Regions from separate parts of the Mus musculus genome. Here regions 2 and 3 are each linked to region 1. The links are chromatin loops, found by intact Hi-C in ENCODE. Cell type or tissue: heart. All regions are shown on one strand.

What was found. A loop is a pair of places that touch in the nucleus more often than their neighbours do. Peaks named below come from ENCODE experiments on the same cell type or tissue, not always from the same donor. Only the 100,000 strongest peaks of a DNase experiment are listed, where the experiment ranks them.
Region 2: a loop joins it to region 1, with 1.9 times the contacts of the local background. A loop is called at or near these places in 2 of 42 quality-filtered maps.
Region 3: a loop joins it to region 1, with 2.7 times the contacts of the local background. A loop is called at or near these places in 2 of 42 quality-filtered maps.

What each region holds. Positions count from the first base shown.
Region 1 is chr10:6,415,357-6,420,356 of GRCm38, reverse strand. No RefSeq gene overlaps it. Among named protein-coding and RNA genes, the nearest start is that of Gm3213, 55 kb to the right of the region's middle. In heart, no CTCF peak of the experiment used is centred here; DNase peaks (open chromatin) are centred at 1,916 and 2,426.
Region 2 is chr10:6,472,218-6,477,217 of GRCm38, reverse strand. No RefSeq gene overlaps it. Among named protein-coding and RNA genes, the nearest start is that of Gm3213, 110 kb to the right of the region's middle. In heart, no CTCF peak of the experiment used is centred here; no DNase peak of the experiment used is centred here.
Region 3 is chr10:6,480,388-6,485,387 of GRCm38, reverse strand. No RefSeq gene overlaps it. Among named protein-coding and RNA genes, the nearest start is that of Gm3213, 120 kb to the right of the region's middle. In heart, no CTCF peak of the experiment used is centred here; no DNase peak of the experiment used is centred here.

The DNA of each region.
Region 1 (5,000 bases):
CTCTTAACTCCTTTCTGTCAGACTTTAGTTACAATGATACAAGAACAGTTAACACAGATAATTGGTACTAGAAGACTCAGTTTACTACAAAGAAAAAATCCTGGCAGAATAGCATATTGTTCTGAAGTCTTTGGAGCTTGTTTGTGGAAGGCATGAAGAATTGTCAGCTATGAGTTAAAACCTAAGTACTATAAGCTGAAGGTTACACTGTGTTTTGAAGAATTCTAGAAAAGGCAGTGTTTTTATTATTAGCCAAGAAATCAACTACTAATAAATAAATTAAAACTTACTAAGTAGTAAAATGTGCTTTAGTTCTGCATTTATGGAAGAATGTTAGATGTGATATAGTAACATTTGATAGGAATCTAGGTGCTCTGATTGTTCCTTATTTTAATTATGTTTTCTACTTTCAGCTGCATCCTCTCTCCCTTTTGTCTGTGTTACATGGCCTTGAAGACACCATTTACAATATTTTCAGCCTTAAATTCTATAATTTGAAGGATTATTTGGATACTTTCCATTCAAAAACCACCTAGAATATGATAGTCAAAGAAAGTTCGGTATATTGGTTCACTGCAGTGAGGGAGACAATGTTCTATGGGAGAGTATGTGGTGCCTCATATCTACAGTGTAAAGAGACCCATGCTACAGGATTTAAGCTGGTGCTAGGTGGTTAGGTCAAAGACTAATAGTTAAGTTCACAACTAGGTAATATTAAGAGTAGAGGAACTACTATTTTTAATATCATAAAAGTTTGGTCCCACAGAGACTGCAACAGTAACTAGGAAACTGCATTGGGTCTGAGATAGGCCCTCTGAATATATATTATGGTTTTGTAGCTTGGTGTTCTTGTGTGACTTCTAACAGTGGGAGAACTGGTGTCCATGACTCTTTTGCCTGCTTTGGGGACTCCTTTCTGCCTATAGGTTATCTTTGGTATGAAGGTAAGTGCTTAGTCTTCTTGTAACTTGTTATGGCATATTCAGATGATATCGATGGGAAGCCTTGCTCATTTTTGAAGCTAAACAGAGGAGGAGTGGATCTGGAGGAGAGGGAAGATTAGGGTAGAGGAGGAGTGGAGGGAGGACAAACTAGTTAGGATGTAATGCATAAAAGAAGAATAGAAAAGGTTTTATCTAGAAGGTAAAGTAAGCAGATTAGAACTGAACACTTATTCCTTTAGACTAAGAAGAAAGACTTCATATTAGCTAAGAGAGAGCCACCTTGTATCAGTTTTGTGATAGGGGCACTGTGTTCTTGCCTGGTGTGGGTGTTTTTAAAACTAATTATAATCAACAGAAGAATGTTCAGTGTAACTATTAAGGCTGACCATGGTGCAGTTGCTTACAAGACTTATTTCTTACATCCCCAGTATATTCTAACCTCCCCCACACTATATTGACTAAGTGTCCTTTATATATGATGTTATTTTCTCTTTTTTTATTAGCTATTTTCTTTATTTACATTTCAAATGTTATTCCTTTTCCTAGATTTAGATCTGAAAATCCCCTATCCCCTACCCACCTTCCCCTGCTCCCCAACCCACACACTCCCATTCTTGGTCCTGGCATTCCCCTATACTGGGATATAGAGCCTTCACAGGACCAAGGAGCATTCCTCCCATTGATGACCGACTAGGCCATCCTCTGCTACAAATATAGCTAGAGCCACAAGTTCCACCATGTGTTTTCTTTGATTGGTGGTATAGTTCCAAGGAGCTCTGAGGGTACTGGTTAGTTCATATTGATATTCCTTCTATGGGGCTTCAGTCCCCTTCAGCTCCCTGGGTATTTCTCTGGCTCCTTCATTAGGGATCTTGTGCTCTGTCCAATGGATGACTGTGAGCATCCACTTCTCTATTTGGCAGGTAGTGGCAGAGCCTTGCAGGCAACAGCTATATCAGGCTCCTGTCAGCAGGCTCTTATTGGCATCTGCCTAGTGTCTGGGTTTGGTGGTTGTTTATGGGGTGGATCCCAAAGTGAGGCAGTCTCTGGATAGTCATTCCTTCAGGCTCTGCTCCAAACATTGTCTCTGTAACTCCTTCCATGGGTATTTTGTTCCCTATTCTAAGAAGGAACCAAGTGTCCACACTTTGGTCTTCCTTCTTCTTGAGTTTCATGTGTTTTGCAAATTGTATCTTGGGTATTCTAAATTTCTGGGCTAATATCCACTTATCAGTGAGTGCATATCATGTGTGTTCTTTTGGGATTGGGTTACCTCACTCAGGATGATATCTTCGAAATACATTCATTTGCCTAAGTGTTGTGGCTGGCCAGCAGCTCGCAACATGAATGGTTCGGCTGAGAAGGCCACCTGAGCTGCAAGAGAGGAACTAGACGGGGCGAAAGAAGAAACGGAGCCAAGACAAGTTCATCCTGTTCAAAGCTCAATTTTTACTGTTGCAACACTCAGTTATGAAGGAAGGGGGAGGGGACCCCATTCCTGCCAACTGGTCTCAGGGTCCAGTAGCAGGGTGAATATGTGTGTGGCTCCGAACAGCAAAGCGGCAGGTTCCAGCAGTGGGTGTGGCAGAACGAATGAGCAGGAAGCTCCACCCCTGAGCAAGCAGGTTTCAGGCTGGGGGAGGGGAGGCTACATCTCCTCCGATTTGTTAAAAAAAAAAAAAAAAAAAAGGAGAAGGGCTGGCCTGAGGCAAAAAACTTATCTATGCTCAATAGTTCTGCCTGAATTCTAGGGCTAAGGAAAAAACCTGTCTCTGTGGGAATCCCTAACTTTTCTTATGGTAAACTGTATCTGGCTGAGACTGTCCTTTCTATCTTAGTAAACAACTAACTGAAAAGCCTGGAGCGGCAGGCTCTGACTTTATAATGTTAATTAGTACTGAAGGTAACTTCCTAGTTGAATTTTAAGTAGGGCATTGGAACCCTAGCTAAGTTTGACTGAACAAATTTGAAATACACTTTATTAAGAATAACACTGAGTTGATATTTCTCTGCATTTTTGGATGACAGGCAGGAAACAAAGAGAAGGGGTATGACCGGCTCCGTAGTACAAGGCCAATTGGCTTTTTTATTTGGGTGGGAGGCAGTGAAGACAGTACAGTCTCTAACCTCGCTGGCCCGCCACGACACCTAAGAATTTCATAAATTCATTGTTTTTAATACATGAGTGAAGGAATGCCCTTGACAATAGTCACAAATAATATAAAATACCTGGGTGTGACTCTAACTAAGGAAGTATAAAATCTGCATGATAAGAACTTCAAGTCTCTGAAGAAAGAATTCGAGGAATGTCTCAGAAGATGGAAAGGTCTCCCATACTCATGGATTGGCAGAAATAATATAGCAAAAATGGCTATCTTGCCAAAAGCAATCAAATGATCCAATGCAATCCCCATCAAAATTCCAACTCAATTCTCCACTGAGTCAGAAAAGGCAATTTGCAAATTCATCTGGAATAACAAAATAATGTAGGATAGCAAAAACTATTCTCAACAATAAGAGAAACCCTGATGGAATCACCATGCCTGACCTCAAGCTGTACTACTACAGAGCAATTGTAATAAAAACTGCATGGTACTGGTACAATGACAGACAAGTAGATCAATGGAATAGAATTGAAGACCCAGAAATGAACTCACACCTATGGTCACTTGACTTTTGACAAGGGAGCAAAACCATCCAGTGGAGAAAAGACAGCATCTTCAACAAATGGTGCTGACACAACTGGCAGTTGTCATGTAGAATAATGTGAATTGATCCATTCTTATCTCCTTATACAAAGCTCAAGTCTAAGTGGATCAAGGAACTCCACATAAAACCAGAGACTCTGAAACTTATAGAGGAGAAAGTGGGGAAAAGCCTTGAAGATATGGGCACAGGGGAAAAATTCCTAAACAGAACAGAAATGGCTTATGCTGTAAGATCGAGAATTGACAAATGGGACCTTATAAAATTGCAAACCTTCTGTAAGGCAAAAGACACTGTCAATAGGACAAAAAGGCCAACAACAGGTTGGGGAAGGATCTTTACCAATCCTAAATCTGATAGGGGACTGATATCCAATATATAAAAAGAACTCAAGAAGCTTGACTCCAGAAAATCAAAATAAGCTATTAAAAAATGGGGTACAAAGCTAAACAATTCTCACCTGAGGAATACCGAATGGCTGAGAAGCACTTGAAAAAATATTCAACATCCTTAATCATCAGGGAAATGCAAATCAAAACAACCTTGAGATTCCACCTCAACCAGTCAGAATGGCTAAGATCAAAAATTTAGTTGACAGCAGATGCTGGCAAGGATGTGGAGAAAGAGGGACACTCCTCAATTGTTGGTGGGATCACAAGCTTGTACAACCACTCTGGAAATCAGTTTGGTGGTTCTTCAGAAATTTGGACATAGTACTACTGGAAGTTCCAGAAATACCCCTCCTGAATGGGTGTTGGATTTTATCAAATGCTTTCTAAACATCTAACGAGATGATCATGTGGTTTTTGTCTTTGAGTTTGTTTATATACTGGATTACGTTGATGAATTTCCATATATTGAACCATCCCTGCATCCCTGGGATGAAACCTACTTGGTCAGGATGGATGATTGTTTTGATGTGTTCTTGGATTCAGTTAGCAAGAACTTTATTGAGGATTTTTGCATCAATATTCATAAGGGAAATTGGTCTGAAGTACTCTATCTTTGTTGGGTTTTTATGTGTTTTAGGTATCATAATAATTGTGGCTTCATAGAATGAATTGGGTAGAGTACCTTCTGTTTCTATTTTATCTGGAGTAATTCTAATAGGCCTGCCTTTATATGTTACTTGACCTTTTTCCCTTACTGCTTTTAATATTTTATCTTTATTTAGTGCATTTGTTGTTCTGATTATTATGTGTCTGGAGGAATTTCTTTTCTGGTCCAGTCTATTTGGAGTTCTGTAGGCTTCTTGTATGTTCATGGGCATCTCTTTCTTTAGGTTTGGGAAGTTTTCTTCTATAATTTTGTTGAAGATATTTGCTGGTACTTTAAGTTGAAAATCTTTAT
Region 2 (5,000 bases), 57 kb before region 1:
GGACACTGTAGATCTCTGGAAAATAGATTTCCCTGAAATATTTTCTTAGGAAAGGAGAGGAGGAACCAGAGTCTCTCAGAGCAACATGATGAATACTGCGTTGGGTGGGAGCAGTGTTTGTGTCGTAAGTTGTCACCTGTCACTGAGACAACATTGCAAACACACTGACTTCAAGCAACAAGGAATTGCCCCTGAAATCCCATGGTTCTAATTTAGTAAAACCATGACCTGATTTGGTGCTAAGGACAATCATCAGATTCCAGACATGAGAGCTAGCAGGTAAGGGAAGGAAACCTCAGAGACAAAACAGTAAAAGCAACAAGAACAAAGTACCCCCATGGCAAGAAGGGAAGATGGATAAGACCTGAGGATGCAGGAGAAAAGGCATCTGAGGAGTAGCAGTCTCTAAGGAATTCATCAGTGCTTGAGTTCAGTATTTCAACACAGGCACTAGGTCCTCCATTGTTTCCTCTTAACTCCTTCTCCAAGGGAAGTAACTACTGTAAAAGGTGCTGCTGCAAAGTGTTTAAATCCAAGATTAAAGAAACCATCCTGGTCATGCTGTGTCCAAATAAAATGGGTTGTTTTCCGGAAATAAGTCTTCTCTAAGGAAATGAAAGTTTAGAAGATGAACAGGAGATACGGAGGGAATCAAATTTCAGCACAATTGCTCTGTAGTTCTTTTAGAAGGGAGCAGATCTAAATGGCAAATGGAGTGGGTCTTCCATACTAGTAGGCGTCAGTCAAAAAAGGCTAAAAATATACAGTAAAATGAACTTAATAGAGTCAGAACTGAAAAATAGATAAACCATGTTAAAATCTAGAACTTAAAGGTTTGTAGATAGGAAGATGAGGAAGCACTGGGAGTTGAGGGAAGGGAAGACATACTCAAAATATATTGTAGCAAAAATTAAATTAAAAAATAATAAGCAAAAAAGGCATCAAGAAGAAACTAGGCTGTTATGAAAAAGTATTCTATCAATGACAGTGATTTTAGTTTGCTGTTTCTTTCACTTTTTAAATAATCTCTTTTATTTTTGAGATTATAACGAGGTCATTTCTCCCTTGTCTTTGCTCCCTACAAACTTTCCCACACAGTCCTCCTTACTCTCTTTCAAATGCATGGCCTCATTAATTGTTGGTGGTATGTGGGTGTTGGGTGTTCGTATATGTGTGTGTATTTGTGTATGTGTGTTTCTAAGTATAGCCTGCTCAATGTTACTTGCATGCCTGTTTTCATGGCTGATCATTTGGTACTGAACAACTAATTGGTGTGCTCTTCTTTAGGGAAGCATATTGATTGATCCTGAGCTCTGCCTGTCTTAGATGCTTGTAGCGCTTTCATTTTTATCAACCTTCCAGGATTAGGTATAAGTGAGAAACTGCCTCATATTCACTTCATTGATGGGAAATATTTTCCTAGCACTCTGCTGTGGACCTGGAGACTTAGTGCTTACATTGATGGTCCACAGATAGCGGCGCTGGAAACAGAAGAAAACCCTCTGGTTTCCCTAGTCCCGATATTGCCAATTAAATTTCCCTTTAAGAATATTTTCCTGCTGAAGTTTTAGTTAAAGACTCATCATTTTTTAACTTGTATCAAGAGAGTATACAATAATTTTTTTCTTTGAAAATAAGCACTTCTACTCTCTCTAGTCAGAGAAACAGATCAGTCTTGGTCAGCCATCTTCAGAACAGCTTCCTTCTCAGCAGATGGGAACAAACACAGAGAGCCACAGCCAGGCAATGTGCAGTGAGAGACCTTGGAAGTCAACAGCATCTTAAGCTGGATGGCTTCATCAAATCCCTCCTTTCAGAATGCAGGAATAGTGTAGAAGCCCAAGGGGAGGAAGGATGAGGATGACAAGAAAACAAGGCTCTCTAAATCATCATGATTGTCACACACATATAATCTCACAGAGATTGAGGCACCATGTGTAGAGCCTGCACAGATCTGCATCAGATCTGTGGGACCTTGAGCTGAAAGAAGTAGACACATAGCACCTGTACTGGCTAGTTTTGTGTCAACTTGACATAAGCTGGAATTATCACAGAGAAAGGGGCTTCAGTTGGGGAAGTGCCTGCACAAGATCCAGCTGTCAGGCATTTTCTCAATTAGTGATCAAGTGGGGAGGTCCCCTTGTGGGTGGAACCATCTCTGGGCTGGTAGTATTGAGTTCTATAAGAGAGCAGGCTGAGCAAGACAGGGGAAGCAAGCCACTAAGCAACATCCCTCCATGGCCTCTGCATCAGCTCCTGCTTCCTGACCTGCTTGAGTTCCAGTCCTAACATCCTTTGATGATTAACAGCAATGTGGAAAGTATAAGCTGAATAAACCCTTTCCTCCCCAACTTGCTTCTTGGTCATGATGTTTGTGCAAGAATAGAAACCCTGACTAAGACAAATTGGTATCAGCATAGTGGAGTATTCCTGTGACAACCTGACCATGTTTTGGGGAGGACTGTGGAAGGACTTTGAAACTTTGGGCCAGAAGATCCGTTCCGTGTTAAGAGCTCTGTCAGATGTTGTGTAGGAGCTTGGAAGATAATGTTGAGAACAGTGCAGAAGATGGAGGCCTGGCTTGTGAAATTTCAGAGGGAAGATTAATGACTTTTTTCAGGGCCATTGCTAATTTGACTGTGAAGATTCTGTGGTTCTGGTTAGCTGGGGCTGAAGAATCAGCTGTGACTAACAAGATACCAGAACTACTAAAGTGAAACCTTTGCATTGCTGGGACTATTGATGCTGGTTAGCTGGAGCTAAGAAATTAGTGGTGATTAAGAGACCAGCATCACTGAGGTGAAATCTTCTGGGAAGTGTTTCCTGAGAGCAAAAAGAGGCTGTATTCCAGAGATAGCCAAGGTTGTACCTTGTGCTGCAGTGGGACTTGGTAATGTGTAAGAGTCATCCAGGCGGTACTGGTTTTGAAGGCATAAAGGGGTCATGCAGAGCAACTGAGGCTCGGCACTGTGAGAGAACATGGAAGGCCATTGGTGAAGGTGCAGCCTCAGTTGCAATTGATGGCCCAGGACTGAAGGGATCATGCAAAGGAGTTTAGGCTTAGCACCATGAAGAGAGCCTATGAGAGGCTATTGTTACAGCCAAGTTACAGTGAAAGACAGCAGCATTTTGAAGATGCCAGTACCAAGAGATGACTACCAAGAACAGCAGCAGCAGTGGAGTACAGGTGGCTGGATCCTAGAAGACAACATGTGTGCTACAAAGCGCATGGCTGGAGAAGTGACCTCAGCCCTTGGAGGAGTCTAGAAGATCCTGAGTTGGATCCCAGATATTGGATGGTTGGAGGTTGATTTTTGCTTTTGATTGTGACTGTGCCCTGATATTTTTCCCTTTAGAGGGAAGTTTTGTTTTGTTTTGTTTTTAGTGAAACCCACAGTTAAAAGACTTTGAATTTTAAAGTACTTTGAATTTTAAAAGATACTAGATATTTTAAAAGGATTGAACTTTTAATATATAAAGACTGTGGGACATTTAAAGTTGTTTAGATCTTGGGGATGAATAAGAAACTAAGGGTTGAGGCTTACTAGTGATATGTTTGTATGGCAAGTTGACAAGGGGTCAATTGTACTGTCTAGTTTTATGCCAACTTAACACAGGCTGGAGTTATCACAGAGAAATGAATTTCAGTTTAGGAAATGCCTCCACGAGATCCAGCTGTAAGAAAATTTCTCCATTAGTGATCAAGGGGGGAGGTCTCCTTGTGGGTGATGCCATCTCTGGGCTGGTAGTCTTGGTTCTATAAGAGAGCAGGCTGAGCCAGCCAAGGGAAGCAAGCCCGTACAGAACACCCCTCCATGGCCTCTGCATCAACTTCTGCTTCCTGACTTGCTTGAGTTTCAGTCGTGCACCCTTTGGTGATGAACAGCAATGTGGGAAGTGTAAGCTGAATAAACCCTTTTTTCCCTAACTGCTTCTTGGTCATTGATGTTTGTGCAGGAATAGAAACCCTGACTAAGACACCACCATTCCTAACCAGAAGCAATTGCTATTTGAAAACCTCTTGCAAATAAAAATTTAGTTTCCCCCAAGGGATTCTCAGCAGAGAAACAAATCCCTCCTAAGGGCAGGCTATGCCCAGCAGTAGATGGACAGAAAAATGAACTCAACATCTTTGGAGGTTCCTTACTTCACAATTTCCTGCTAGGGCTTTCCCTTTCTTAGAAAATATATTATCTTTTAAGTTTTATTATTTATTATATATACTATATATATATATTACACGCAGTAGATAGTGCATATATTTTTTCTTTCATTTTCACTCTATAGATGTTTTGTGTATGTCTTATGTCTTCTGGTTTATTGTTTTCATGGTATTCCTGAGTATGCAAATAAGCGAGCTCTGTTTCTTATGCCTTCTCTTGGTGTCTTAGTCAGGGGTTCTATTCCTGCACAGACATGACCAAGAAGCAAGTTGGGGAGGAAAGGGTTTATTCAGCTTATACTTCCATACTGCTATTCATCACCAAAGGAAATCAGGACTGGAACTCAAGCAGGTCAGGAGGCAGGAGATGATGAGAGGCCATGGAGAGATGTTCCTTACTGGCTTGCTTCACCTGGATTGCTCAGCCTGCTCTTTTATGGAATCCAAGACTACCAGCCCATGTATGGCACCACCCACAAGGGGCCCTCTCCCTTTGATCACTGATTAAGAAAATGCCCCACAGCTGGATCTCATGGAGACATTTTCTCAACTGAAGCTCCTTTCTCTGTGATAACTTCAACTTTTATCAAGTTGACACAAAACCTGCCACTACACTTGGGCTCTATTTGTTTTTTTGTTTTGTTTTGTTTTTTTGTTTTGTTTTGTTTTTGTCTAATTCTGATGTGTTAGATATTATTATATTATATTATATTATGTTATATTATATTACCTTAGAAGCCTGTTTGTTTCCTAATGAGAGATAGAAAAGGAGGATCCGGGTAGGGGGGGAGGTGGGAGAAACTAGAAGGAAAAACGTTAATCAGAATATATTAAGTTA
Region 3 (5,000 bases), 65 kb before region 1:
ATAAAATGTTCTCCATATCACTGCTGAGTCATTTACAAGTCTCTTGGCCTATTTTATCTGTGGGGTGTGCAGTGGTCTTATCTTTAGACTGATTTCCAATGTCTAACTCCAGAATCCAGCCTCAAGAGACCAATTACTAATAAATACCAGATGGTATTCAGCTATCTCATCCTCTGAACTGTTTGGAACAAGCTTGGACTGTGTCTGATATGTATATGTGTATGATATTTATGTATATGTTTGTGTTTATCTATATCTATAACCCATCTATCTCTGTATCTATATCTAACATATATATTTGTATTCCAGATACTGTTAGATTTATAGCTAGAAGATATTTTTCTCCGTCTTTATACGCTGTCTCTTTACTTGTTTTTTTTTTTTTTTTAAGCAGCAGCTTTTAAATTTCCTGAAATCTCATTGGTCAAATGTTGGTTGTAGTTCCTGTGCTACTAAAAATCTCAATCTGTTAAACCCATGAGTTATATACAGGATAACTTGTACCTACTTATTTTTTATTGTAACCAGTGCCCTTAAGCAGCTGAATACAATGAATTCATCTTTTCAGTTGCTTTTTATAATCTAAATTATCAACCAAACAGACAAGTTGGTATCTATTTCTGACTGAATAGCAAGTACCTGAATTGTTGCCATGTTATACCATGTTCTTAGAAATAAGATTTGAAGTATAGCTCATTATTTATGGCAATACTTAAAGACATAGAATTTTAAATCATTTTTCTACTGTGAAGAAACAAAAGAAACAGAAATTTAAAATTAAACTATTTGAGAGCTGAAGAAAACACAAAATAACATCAATTGAGAAGAACATGAAAAATGGAAATTCAGTAGCAAAAGTTTTAAGGTTAGACTGCAAGGATGAATTCAGAAAGATCTATGCTCAAATTGACACGAATAATGGTAGAAAATTATATATATACATATATATATATACATATATATACATATATAAGTATATATATGTACATATATACACACACATATGTACATACACATGTGTGTATACATATATACAATTTGGCAAGAGAAAAAGAAAAATGATGAGACAGGAGAACAAAAGTGTGGTTTTGTTATCTATGTATATTTAAATAAAATTGAGAAAATGATAGGAATCTTCAAAACTGCATCCATTTTGACATTGTAAAATGCAAGTCAGGTTTTACAAGTACACGAGGAGTATAGATGCCTCACCTCTATGGGCTGATGATTGTTGCCAGAGGAGAGTTAGCTTTCTCCTAGCAACAGGAAGCTAGAAAATTGAGTTTCAGCATCCTAAGTGGAGAGAAATGCCATGAACCAAGGCATGGGAATAAAAGTGATGCATCAGGGGGTGATTAGCAGGTCAGGTTCTATGAAAAGTGGTCACTGAGGAAGGACAGATAGATGATGACCAGCCTGGCAGGAAACATAGCTGCAAGGAGCCCAGAAAGGGCTAGGATTTCAAGTGTTATTATTTCCCAGTCAATCACATCCCAGAGCACATTGTATCTTTAGTTGAAAATAAAACTACAGTTTCCCTTAGTAAATTGATGCAATGCACATAGATGGAGATCAAAGTTGCATTTCCAAAGCAGTTAGTTCTAAAGGATTAGAAAATATTTCATGTGGGCTGGAGCATCTTGAAGCAATCTGATCCCAAGACTGATTCTTAGAATCCACTCAAGTGGTTCACAACTGCCTATGACTCTGGGGATCCAAGGCTCTCTCTACCCTCCATGGGCACCCGGATGCACATGCACATACATAACCAACAGACATACTCCTTAATAATAATGAAAAGTAAAAGTGAGTGAGCTGCACAAAATTGTAGGAACTGACATGAATTTACCTACTTGTTTCTTTTTTCAAGTACATTAAGCAAAGTTTAATGTAGATTAATAATATTACCCCCTTTTTTTTTTCAAAGAAAAGAATTTATTTAGTTTTCCTGCTTAAGAATACTCGACTTTTTCTATTGAGAGAATGGATGCACAAATTAACAGCTAGGCTAGCTGCAGAAGTTCTCCTGAATTAGTTGGGATTCTCATTTTTTGGAGCCCTAGATAGTATGGATGCTGACATATCTTTAATCTAAGAAAAAAAAATTCGATGGATAGAAACTATTTGGTGAAATAAATAGCAATGGGAACAAAATTGTTTTGGACTTTTTGGGGAGTTTTTACAGAGATTCTTGTCAAGTCCTCTCACTGTATTTAGGAAATGAAATAATGCAACAGTAGGGATCATTGTCACGCTTAAACACCAGTGACAGATAACTCCCTGATATCAGGATGCTAAAGGCAGTGATTCTGGTTGTGTCTCTTTGCATTAATCCTAGGGGGAGCAGAGCTTGCAAAACCAGTTGGTCACTTTTCATGTTCTGCAAGACAGCAAGACAATTGGGTTAATAAGAAATCTGCAGGAAGCACCTGGAGCAGAGAATTTTCAGTGGCAGGGCGTGCAGCTCCTCAGAGGCAATTCTTCTCGAGCAGCTACAAGTTTTGTCTCTGTCTAAGTAATTTACCTTGGAAATGGAGCCAAATTGGATACAGAAAAAAAAAAATCCATTCGTATTTGAGAGGATAGAATCAAAATAAATCAAAATATTTATAAAAATATGCTCAGTTTTGCACAATGACACCTTTGTGTACAAATTTTATATTGTACTTTTCCTGGATAGAAATCTTCAAAGAATACATAAAAGTTATATTGGTTTGTATTAACAATGTATGATACTAGACATGGTTACACGTATCTTTATACTTCATTTATCTCAACTGGTAAAAGTATTGAATGATTTTAAGGAAATTTGATCAAAGTTCTATTCATTTATATTTAATTTCCTTCTGCTAAAAGGAAATTTAAACATATTGTAAATAAAAACTATTACTTTCCACATCTTTAATATTCTAGTGTCAATTTCTCAACAATACTATTAATTTGGATTGCCAAAATACGGCTATTATTCTGGATACGGACCTCTGTGAATTATGATTGGTTTCATACAAAATTTTAACTTATATTTCTATTTAGTGTTTTTTTCAAACTTATTAGTTTCCAAAGTTTTTATATATTTTTTTCTATATCCCTATATTTACTAATGTCAAATCTTATCTTTGTGTCTCTCAAAATCCTCTGTAAAAGCTTGCATTTGTACAGTATCTAATGCTTTAAACAAGTTGATTCTTATTCTAAGCAATGGGTCTACCTTTCGCAAGAAATAAGGAGAGACAGATTGGTTGGTATGACCTATCTCTCCAGCCCCATGGCTCCTTCTTTAACATTAAAATACTATAAAGACTTGAAGGAACAGAATGAAAACCCTGCACATGTCTTTCATCACCAGATCTGGATTAGGTGCCCCAAATCACCAATGTTCAGCTTTCCATATGAGTCACTGGTGATCTTTTAAATCTAGACATAAGAAACACGTAAGTTTTAAAGAATTATCAAAAAAACTAGTCTTAAGCAAATACAATATCAGAAACCCAGAGACTTTCATATTCAGCAGCAGTGGATGTTTTGTGTTTACTAAGTACTCGTGAAGCTGTGGGTTAGTTCTCTAGCACGAGAAACCAATGTTGAGGAAATATATATGTTATTTGATAGATGTGTACATGCTATAGAATAAAAGCTGTGAATTGTACTCATCTCAAGACTGAGTCTGAGAAGTTTCTGTCTGTCCTCACATCTATCAACAAGCTGGCCTCTTTGATCTTAAAGCTCCTCTGTTTCTTCAGCTCCCTGGCCTCTACAAGGAACACCAGATTAGTGTTTATGGACATAGATTGCTTTTGTCTTTTAGTGGGCTTCATAAAATGAGTCTCCATGCAGCCATTCTAAGAGGTCTGAGCGCCCCTCCTCCCCGCAGTATTTGTGCTTGAGAGTCACATTCAACTAGCTGTCCTCATCCCTCATCATGAAGTGGATTTTGGAAACAAGTCAGATCCAACATTACACTCACTTTAACTCCAGACCTAACATACTTGTACAGACAACTGTTTCTGAAAAATTATAATTAGATGTGCAAATTAATAAAAACTTATTTCACATAAGTTTTAAAACGTATTTTCTGTGTCCTATATGCTGATTTTTCAAATAAAATTCTGTTTAACAAAACGTTTTCTGTTTTATTTCCTCTCCCATAAAAAAGAATTTATTATTACATTTTTATGGAAGGAACTTTAAAGGAATTATTTTTCTCCTGAGTTCTATTAAAGATCATGTGTTATTATTTTATTTTATTTGTATTTTATTTGTTCATGTCATTGCTAATCTGTGCATACAAAGATAAGGATTTAAAGAAATAAAATGTGAAGAAGCTAATCTATCCAGTTATCACTCTGCTAAGTACATTCTGAAAAATGCATTGCTTTTATCTGTTAAATTGGTTTTTTGATCATATAATAAGTATCAATATTTATAACTCTCTGCTACACAATAATGAACAAAAATTATAACTAGTAAAAAAGTATCATTATTGTTAAAGTTAGTGATTACAATGAGCTTAGGCAAACATAGGCTTAATCAAGATGAAGGAAATAAAACAGCCCGTGCCTAGAATTGGATAAAGCTTAAAATTAAACCAGGAGCTACGTGGAAATTTTCCCATAAAAGGCAACTCCAAACGGGGAAGCACGAGTAAAATGACCAAGAATGGTTTATTGGCAACACACCTTTGGAAAAGACCTCACTTGGTTGTGTTAGGTTATTTCTCTGCTGGTGAAGTGACCCAGTTCAAACCAGATTAAATTTTATATATAAGCAGGTTTATTGGCAAGCTGCTCTCCTGATGGTTCACTGGCCCCAGGGACCCTGGCCAAGAAACTCCCAGAGTGAAGGGCAGAGGGGGAAGCAAAAGACAGAAATAACACCTGCATGGAAAAGAGAGTGCTAGGAGACCAGAATATCTGGATTACATAGGAAGAGCATCTGGGGAAAGGGCAGCCCAGCCCCTGGGCTAGGAGAGTTCAGGATTTGAGACAGGGTGTGACAGGTAG